Linked DNA regions of Homo sapiens: all the other regions are linked to region 3. A link is a loop called in an ENCODE intact Hi-C map of the cell type or tissue named here. Cell type or tissue: dorsolateral prefrontal cortex. All regions are shown on one strand. Region 1 has its middle 18 kb from the start of LINC01942. Region 2 has its middle 9.9 kb from the start of BOD1. Region 3 has its middle 22 kb from the start of CPEB4.

Region 1 (2,500 bases), 200 kb after region 3:
GATCACTTTGGACTGCTACGAAATACATAGGACATCAATATGTAACATATTAGCTGTATGTTGATTTCTATAGACAGCGAGGCACCTGACCTTTGGTCTGGAATGCATCTTAAAAATCGGACGTGGATTGTATTACTTTGTCTTGCTGCACAGTTGTTCACCACAAACTGTCACAGGTGCCCCTCACAGCCTTTTTGGTACTCCAGTGGGGGCCTGCTCTGATTAGACGCTGTGCTCAAGGCCATTCTCACTGACTTGCTATTGCAGGGCTGCGAATGCTCGAGAAATCAGACTCTTACACACAGGTGAGTTTCTGGGATCTGGTTAGTAAACCATACCTTCAAGTAAACCACCATAGCCTCCACCATATTCAGAATAAGCAAAACCCTAGAAATGTTGACTTGAAGAAGGATGTCCTGTCCCTTTGGTGACAAGTTGCCTTGTCACAGGAAGATAAAAATGGCTTCATTTGCCCATTTGCCACAGTAGCTCTGATGATCAACCCTGCTTCCTGTCTTGTGCTCCCTTCAATGGATTCTCCATGCACAAAGCAGAGTGATCCTCTTAAAATACAAATCAGGTCAGCTGTCTCTCCCCTGCTTCCAAAAATTCTGCAAAATATTTAGCATCTCAGTCAAACTCCTTCCTACGATAGTGCCTATCACTCTGACTTCATCTCATGGCATCTTCTCCCCCTCGCTCATCACGCTGGAACCACTTTGGCTTCCTCACTGTTCCAAAGACATGCCAAGCTGGCTTTCTGCTCAGTGGGGTTGTAGTTGCTGTTCTCTCTGTGTGGGATGCTCTTCCCTCAGATTTCTGCATGGCTGGCTCTTTCTCATCAGGTCTCACCTCAAATGTCACCTCCTCCGAGAAGCCCTCTGATCTCTCACATCACTCAGTCTCATTTTCATCACATCCCTTATCATTACCCAATATCTTTCTGTTCATTTCATCATGTACTTCCCCTACCACCCGCCGCTGTGAGAAGATAAGCTCCGTGAGAGCAGCAGCATGGTCTGGGGTCCCATAAACGGGCTCCTCCAAGTCCGGATCCATCTCCAGGCGGCTTCCAGTCCAGAGTTCTAGGCACAGCACCAGCCAGCTTCTTGAACGAGTGTTGGCATTTCTTTCTCAGTGGCTTTGAAATCAGACGTCAGCCCCCAACCTCGTGACTCAGCCGGCAGCATGTGAGAAGGCTGGCTTGGGGACACAAAGTCCTTCGATCTTTAGAGAGATAGCAGCCCTCCTGGGAACGGGGCCACAGATGAAGGCTGAGCATGAAGCCTGGGCACTGGCCTGCCACTGGAAGCTGACCCTCTGCTGGACCATGCCAACTCTTGACATTTCCCAAACTAGGCAATGGCCCAGGCTTTTGAAAGCCAGTATCGCCTAGCTATGGAATCGCCATGCAGATAGTGCTCAGGGAATGAAATTAAATTTCCCTTTTCAGAACAAAGACAAACACACTCCTCTCACCCATCCTACGAGAGCTGGGCCGGGAGCGCCTGCCTCCGTGCCAGGATTCAAAGCCCACGGGCTCTCCTGCTTGCTTCAGCAGTTCCTGGCAAGTGCAACGGAGTTCTCCCGCTTTAAAATCTAATTGCCTGCCCACGCCCGTGAATCCCATCTCCAAAGGCAAGAAAAAAAAAAATTTTAAAAAAAAGTTGGTGGGGGTGGGAGGGGCCGGGGTTCTCACACATTCAGCCCAGATGAGCCCATTTAAGCTTTTGACATTATGCCTTTTGGGGAGGCCGATTCAAAATAAAACCAGCCCGAGAAGCTCCTGTTTTAAACAGAAAGATCCATAAATGCAGCTTCTGTCAGTAATGAGAAAAATGGAAATCACAAGCAAAACCAGAAAACTCATTCCCCCAGAATCTTAATGATCTCCAGAATAATTGTGCTGGTCTCTCAAATCAAGGAGTGGACGGTGACAGCCCTGGGTTTTCACATGAGGGTCAGATGGGTTCATGTTTTTTTAATTGGGCTCATTTCTAAGCAATGTGCTTGTCATGATGCCTTAATCCCTTCCCTGTGCCCAGCAAAAATGCTTTCTCTCTCCTTGTCTCCCTCAAACAAATGCAGCTTCTCAACAGGGAAATGAGCTTCCCTGTCTTGCAAACAGATTTCTTATCATATGACTGATCCACTGTGGGTGAACTTGCATTTCTCTTGCATAAGAAAGCAATTTCCTGAAGAGAGAAAGGGGGGAAAATCAAACCGCTTACCTCTCCTTGTTTTCCATATTAGCATCCTTAGCTGAAGCTCCTGAAGATAATGGGAAAGAAACGACTTTATTTCAGAGGATGAATATCAATCTTTCAGATAGCAGTGGGATGTTTAGGGCTCTCTAAGAGGCAGCCAGGTTTTCCTGCATTTGTTTTATTTGGCAGGACTCACAAGAAGGAACAAATTCTTTGACAATTTCAAAGTTTCTCCAGACAAACTGCTACCTTCTGATAAAATCTAGCAGGCTAAAGTTCAACAATGACAAACA
Region 2 (2,500 bases), 240 kb after region 3:
AATTTCTTTGGTTCAGATCCGCGTTCATTTAAAAAGATCAATTCAGCAATTTTTCACCCTTCCTCAATAAAGCATTTTAGACAGCGGAGAAAGAAAAGGAGAAGGGGCCCTCTCGGGATCTTTCTGTAGGACGGAACGAGCATCAGTTGGTCATCAGTTGTTATGAAATAGGGCTGTTAATTTGAGAGAGAATCGTCCTATTTCCAGTATATTTCTGCAGACTTGGATTATAAAACAACCCTACCTCCAGATTACAACCCCAATATCAGGTTCAAAAGTTCCACATTCCAACCCCCAAGCTCAGCTACAGAGTTGCTGTGTGGCCGTGGGTTAGTGGCTCCCTGTCTCTGAACTCTGCAAGTTGAATGTTGAATAAAACGGTCCCTAATATTCTTTCCCACCTCTATGCTTCTCTGTTTTTACCAAGTTCACAAGGAATTTCTTCGTATCTAAAGGCTGGGGTTTTTAGGTCTCTTGGGCAGAACCTCACATGGGTCTGAATGAAGAGGAATGAACTGTAACCTCCAAAGAGCTGAGTGACAGAGTGACATTAGGAAGGGTCTCAAGATGCCACTTTACCTTGTTATGCCAACTGCGATTCCACAGCTGGATATACTCATGCAAGCTAACACTTGACAATAATAACATGGTAAACTTGTACTGGGGGTCTTGTTTTATCATTCCTGGAACTCTCTCAAATACATTCTCTTTCAAATGCCTTCCTCATATCCACCCTAAAAATAAGGTCTTTTAGTCACTCTATTCTACAGATAAGGGAAGTGAGGCTCACATGCCCAAAAGGTGACCAAGTCTGACCAGAAGACCCTTGCTTGCACTGGGCTAAGATATACAAGGCCTGCCCCTGGAGAAGCAAGTTTGAGAAAAGCAAGGGAAGGCAGGTGCATCTTGCCAGTTTCTGCCCTCCCTTCCAGCTTCACATTGACCTCTAACTGGCAGTACTGCTCCAAGGCTCTTAGTTGCAAGCAACATAAATGTATTCTGGGTGATTTAAGCTGAAAGGGAATTCATTGAAAGATTCTAGGTAGCTCACGGAATTGACAGGAAGACTGAAGAACTAGGCTCAGGAAATAGGTAAGAAAAAGGGCGGTCTCGCAGCCAGAATCACAAACAAAACTCTTGCTCCAGAACCAGTCCAGTGACATCATTGCTGCAGCTGCTACAAACACAGGGCCCCTGTCATTGCAGCTGGAGCACTGTCCCTTCTGGCCATGGCTGTGCACAGAGCTGCAAAGGAGGCTGGGAAAGTGGGTATCTGGTATTTTCTCTACCCATAGGAAGGCTCTGCCACCTAACAAGCCTCAGGGGGTACAGAGTTCCCCCCAAATAGGAAGGGCATTGAGAGTTGAGATGCCAGGTAACCAAATCTCAGGCAAATGTGCACGTATCAATCAGGTTAGGCTCAGTAATGCTGTAGTAACAAAAACATCTTAAATCTGAGGGGCTTAAAAACAACCAAGGGTTATTTCTGGGTCACGCTTACATGTCCAGCAAGGGGCTCCATTCCAGGACTTTCTTAACTCAGACCTCAGGCTGCTGGAGCCGCCTGATCTCAAATATTTCCCACAGTCACCATGGCATTGGGAAGGGGTGATTAGAGCAGCAATTACAGGCTCCCAACCAGAAGTGACATATGTCACTTCCACGCATGGCTCACTGGCCAGACCTAGTCACATGGCCCTGCCTTGGGGCCAGCAAGTGCCGTCTTGCCTCAGATCTGGAGGGCAGAGAGCTGGGGAAATCTGGCAAGTAGTGTTGACAATGCCCAGGGTCCACTGAATGGGGCCTGCCAATCAAAGCCCACCTGGAAAGGGAACAGAAGACAGAGCACTGAAATGGAGGTAGGAGAGCAGAGTTTCATTCCTGGTTGAGCCCCTGAGAACTGTACATGTATCTAGCAGCACCTAGGGGCTAGAGGAAACCCTTACTTCTGGGTGTGGCCCCAGAAGACACTCTGCTCAAACTGCAAGTGGCAGCAGCAGATGTTGGAAGCACAGCCCACGAATGAAGCACTGGAGGGCCCAGAGTAAGGGGAGCTGGGAGCCAAGCCCAGCCTCTTGGAGCTCAGGCAGGCAGCCTTTTTCCTGCCTACAGGCTCCTGAGCCACTGTCTCCTAAGGAAGATGGGTGCTTCACTGTAGCCCCAGGCTCCCTCTGGAAATAAATCCTCTTCTTGTAACTGTCTGACAGGCAGCAGGAGCCAGGATGCCTAGAATATCCACAGGCTTCTTGGGCCCACACTTTGTTTTGGTTGCAGAGAGATGACAGGCCAGGGTGTGTCCCCAAGAAGATCCGGGGGAAGCGAGGCACTGTGAGCTGGATAGTGAGTGGGTGGGAGGCTGACTATGGGTCCCTTGGGACATGGAATGTCCTCTAAGAACAAGGTTGAAAGTACAATTTGCCACTTGTTTATTTGTTTTTAATGTGGCTGAAACATCAGTCCCTCCTCTGATACCTTCAGAAAGTCAATCAGTACCAAATAA
Region 3 (2,500 bases):
GGATACTGGGATGTATTCGGGAAGCCTGTCACCACTCTCTCTGCCTCCATTCTTCTTGCTCATTCTCCTCCTTCTTTTCCCATTGCACACCCTGAAGTCCATTTTGCAGAGCAGGACTGCCCCAGTTTCCCAGTTAAGGGAACTTCAGTTCTAGTTCGAGGGAGACCAGTTGGCTGAATCCTGACTTGAAGTATAGAGCATGATTCAGTTAAATACATACTGAGCAACTGCTAGGTTATGGGTTTTATTTTAGGCATTTAAGATATAGCAGTGCACAAAATAGATAAAAAGGGCGGGGAGGAACAAACACCAAAACAAAAAATCCTGCCCTCGAGGTGTTGAGAGGTGGGTGTTCCCACTGGAAGAGTGGGGTTCTGATTGGTCTTTCTTGGTCAGCTGACCTCTTCTCCTGGCTCAATCATCTGTGCCCAGGGGTGGGGCCACAGGGTACCGCGGAAGTGGCTGTATGCCGGTACCTGCGACTGAGCTGGGATCGGAGTCCTGGGCCGCTTGTCCCTGAAACCGTCGGTCCGAGCCAGAAGACTTCACGCACAGTCCAATTGGTTCTAGCAAGCCTTCAGCCCCTGAACAGTGGTGGCGACCAGCTGCTAGATCCTACTGACGTTCTCTCTCGGGTGGGCCCCCACTCATTAGCCTTGCCCCAGTATGTTTCATACTGGGTTTGACACACAATTGTCCTTTATCTCACCCCCTTTTGTGTTGGATGAAGCTAAACCTTATTTTACCCGTTGCTTTTTGCTCTTCTTTCCTTCCTGATGAGCCTTTTAAAGGAGGAAATGGGGAAGTCTCCCCCTGGCCTGGTGCGGGCAGCAGCTGAGGCGGAGCCTGGGGGTGACAGAGCACACAGAGAGAGGACAGACTATCCCGGAACTATTGTCCCCCAGATGGTCTCCTCTGAGGCAGTGACACTGCTTTGTACAGCTGGGCCTGGCTGCGGGAGCTGGCTGAAAGGGCCTTGTCAGAGTGCCCTCAGCCTTCCTTGTCTGGCTGGCTGGGATTGGCGAGGACCTGGACAGCCAGGGTCCTCGCCTGCTTCCTGTTTGATGGGCACTGCGATCGACGTTGGTAAAGCCAGCTGCTGCTTTTCAATTGGCCGGGTTCTGGGCCTCCCCGCCTTCCAACCATTTCTACAGCGTTTTTTTTTTTTTTTTCGTTCCTTTTTTCTTCTTTTTTTAAAACATGAGCACTGCACATTCAGTAATGCAATAGATTGCATCAGATGCTGCATTTGCCAGCCTCAGCACCGAGCTACACTCCTCACTGCTGCAGCAAGGATGCAAACCTGGTTTATGTTAGAATGGGGTTCACGGTGCAGAATCCCTAGACAGGTTTCTGTGGGATTCCTGTTTTGTCAATTGAGCAGCATGCTACTCTGTCTTTTCTTGGTGGTTAAGAGCATGAAATTCTGAATGGAGAGACCAAGATTCAATCCTGCTAGGGCCGCTTTCTATATGTATGACCCTAGCCATGTTACTTAAACCTAGGTGCCCCAGTTTCTCACGTAAAGTGAAGTTAATAATGGTTTCCTCTATGCATCATTGTGAGTTGAAATCGGGATAAGATACATAAAGTGCTTATCATGGTTCCTGGCACAGAGTACCCACCCAACACACAGCAGCCATTGTTAATATATTTGTTGCAGCTCTCCTTGAATTCTGTCCCCCAACATAATCTCCCACTAGCTGGGATTGTGGAGGGGCCGGATAGACAGGGTCCTCGCCTGCTTCCTGTTTCATGGGCACTGTGATGGGCTTTGGTAATGTCAGCTGCTTCTGGCCATAATGGGAGCATGCTGAAACCAGGCTTTGTAGTAAGACAGACCTGCAAATTTGTGACAATCACACATACCTCTAGGGTTATGAGAATTAAATGAAATAATGGGTATAATCATAATACATGTATAGAAGCACTTTACACATCTTATTCACTTAATCCTCCCAGCAGCTCTAAGATGTAGGTAATATTATTATGTGTATTTTACCCATAGGGAAACGAAGACATTAACGAGGGTGCTAAGTAACTGGTTCAGGCTACAAGCTAGTAAGTGAATACAGGAAGAAGTGGGTAGGGCAAGCATGCCTATTCACTGTACCAGTTGCCACCCTCTACCTTACTGCCTGAAGCGCCTGGCGCCTAGTAGGAGTTCCAAAAGTGTGAATAACATTTCTATACATTGCAGGTATATAAATGACAAGGCTACAGAGCAGAGTGGATGTTTGGGACAATATCCATGGGAATCATTAGGGAGTAAAGTCAAGCCAATGATATGATCTAATGAAGTTAAGAGCACCTACTCGGTGCCAGACGCTCTCCTAGAAGACTGGCATTGTGTAATTCAAATTAATCCTGAGATCATGGTGTGTGGTAGATGAATGGGTCCCTTTAGTTAATGTGAATTCTGTCCACACACATCTCTGAGCTTCCTGATTTCAGATTATGCCAGAAAAAATCACTTTTCCTAAGGACTGGGAGGAAAAGT

Evidence for each region. Peaks named below come from ENCODE experiments on the same cell type or tissue, not always from the same donor. Only the 100,000 strongest peaks of a DNase experiment are listed, where the experiment ranks them.
Region 1: a loop joins it to region 3, with 2.8 times the contacts of the local background. A loop is called at or near these places in 2 of 110 quality-filtered maps.
Region 2: a loop joins it to region 3, with 4 times the contacts of the local background. A loop is called at or near these places in 5 of 110 quality-filtered maps.

Annotation. Positions count from the first base shown.
Region 1 is chr5:173,670,000-173,672,499 of GRCh38, reverse strand. No RefSeq gene overlaps it. Among named protein-coding and RNA genes, the nearest start is that of LINC01942, 18 kb to the left of the region's middle. RefSeq lists an enhancer at 1,901-2,497. In dorsolateral prefrontal cortex, no CTCF peak of the experiment used is centred here; DNase peaks (open chromatin) are centred at 1,189 and 1,499; H3K4me3 peaks cover 1,449 bases; H3K27ac peaks cover 2,500 bases.
Region 2 is chr5:173,625,309-173,627,808 of GRCh38, reverse strand. No RefSeq gene overlaps it. Among named protein-coding and RNA genes, the nearest start is that of BOD1, 9.9 kb to the right of the region's middle. In dorsolateral prefrontal cortex, no CTCF peak of the experiment used is centred here; a DNase peak (open chromatin) is centred at 1,198; H3K4me3 peaks cover 248 bases; H3K27ac peaks cover 2,500 bases.
Region 3 is chr5:173,865,056-173,867,555 of GRCh38, reverse strand. No RefSeq gene overlaps it. Among named protein-coding and RNA genes, the nearest start is that of CPEB4, 22 kb to the left of the region's middle. In dorsolateral prefrontal cortex, a CTCF peak has its summit at 1,039; DNase peaks (open chromatin) are centred at 445 and 985; H3K4me3 peaks cover 1,804 bases; H3K27ac peaks cover 2,500 bases.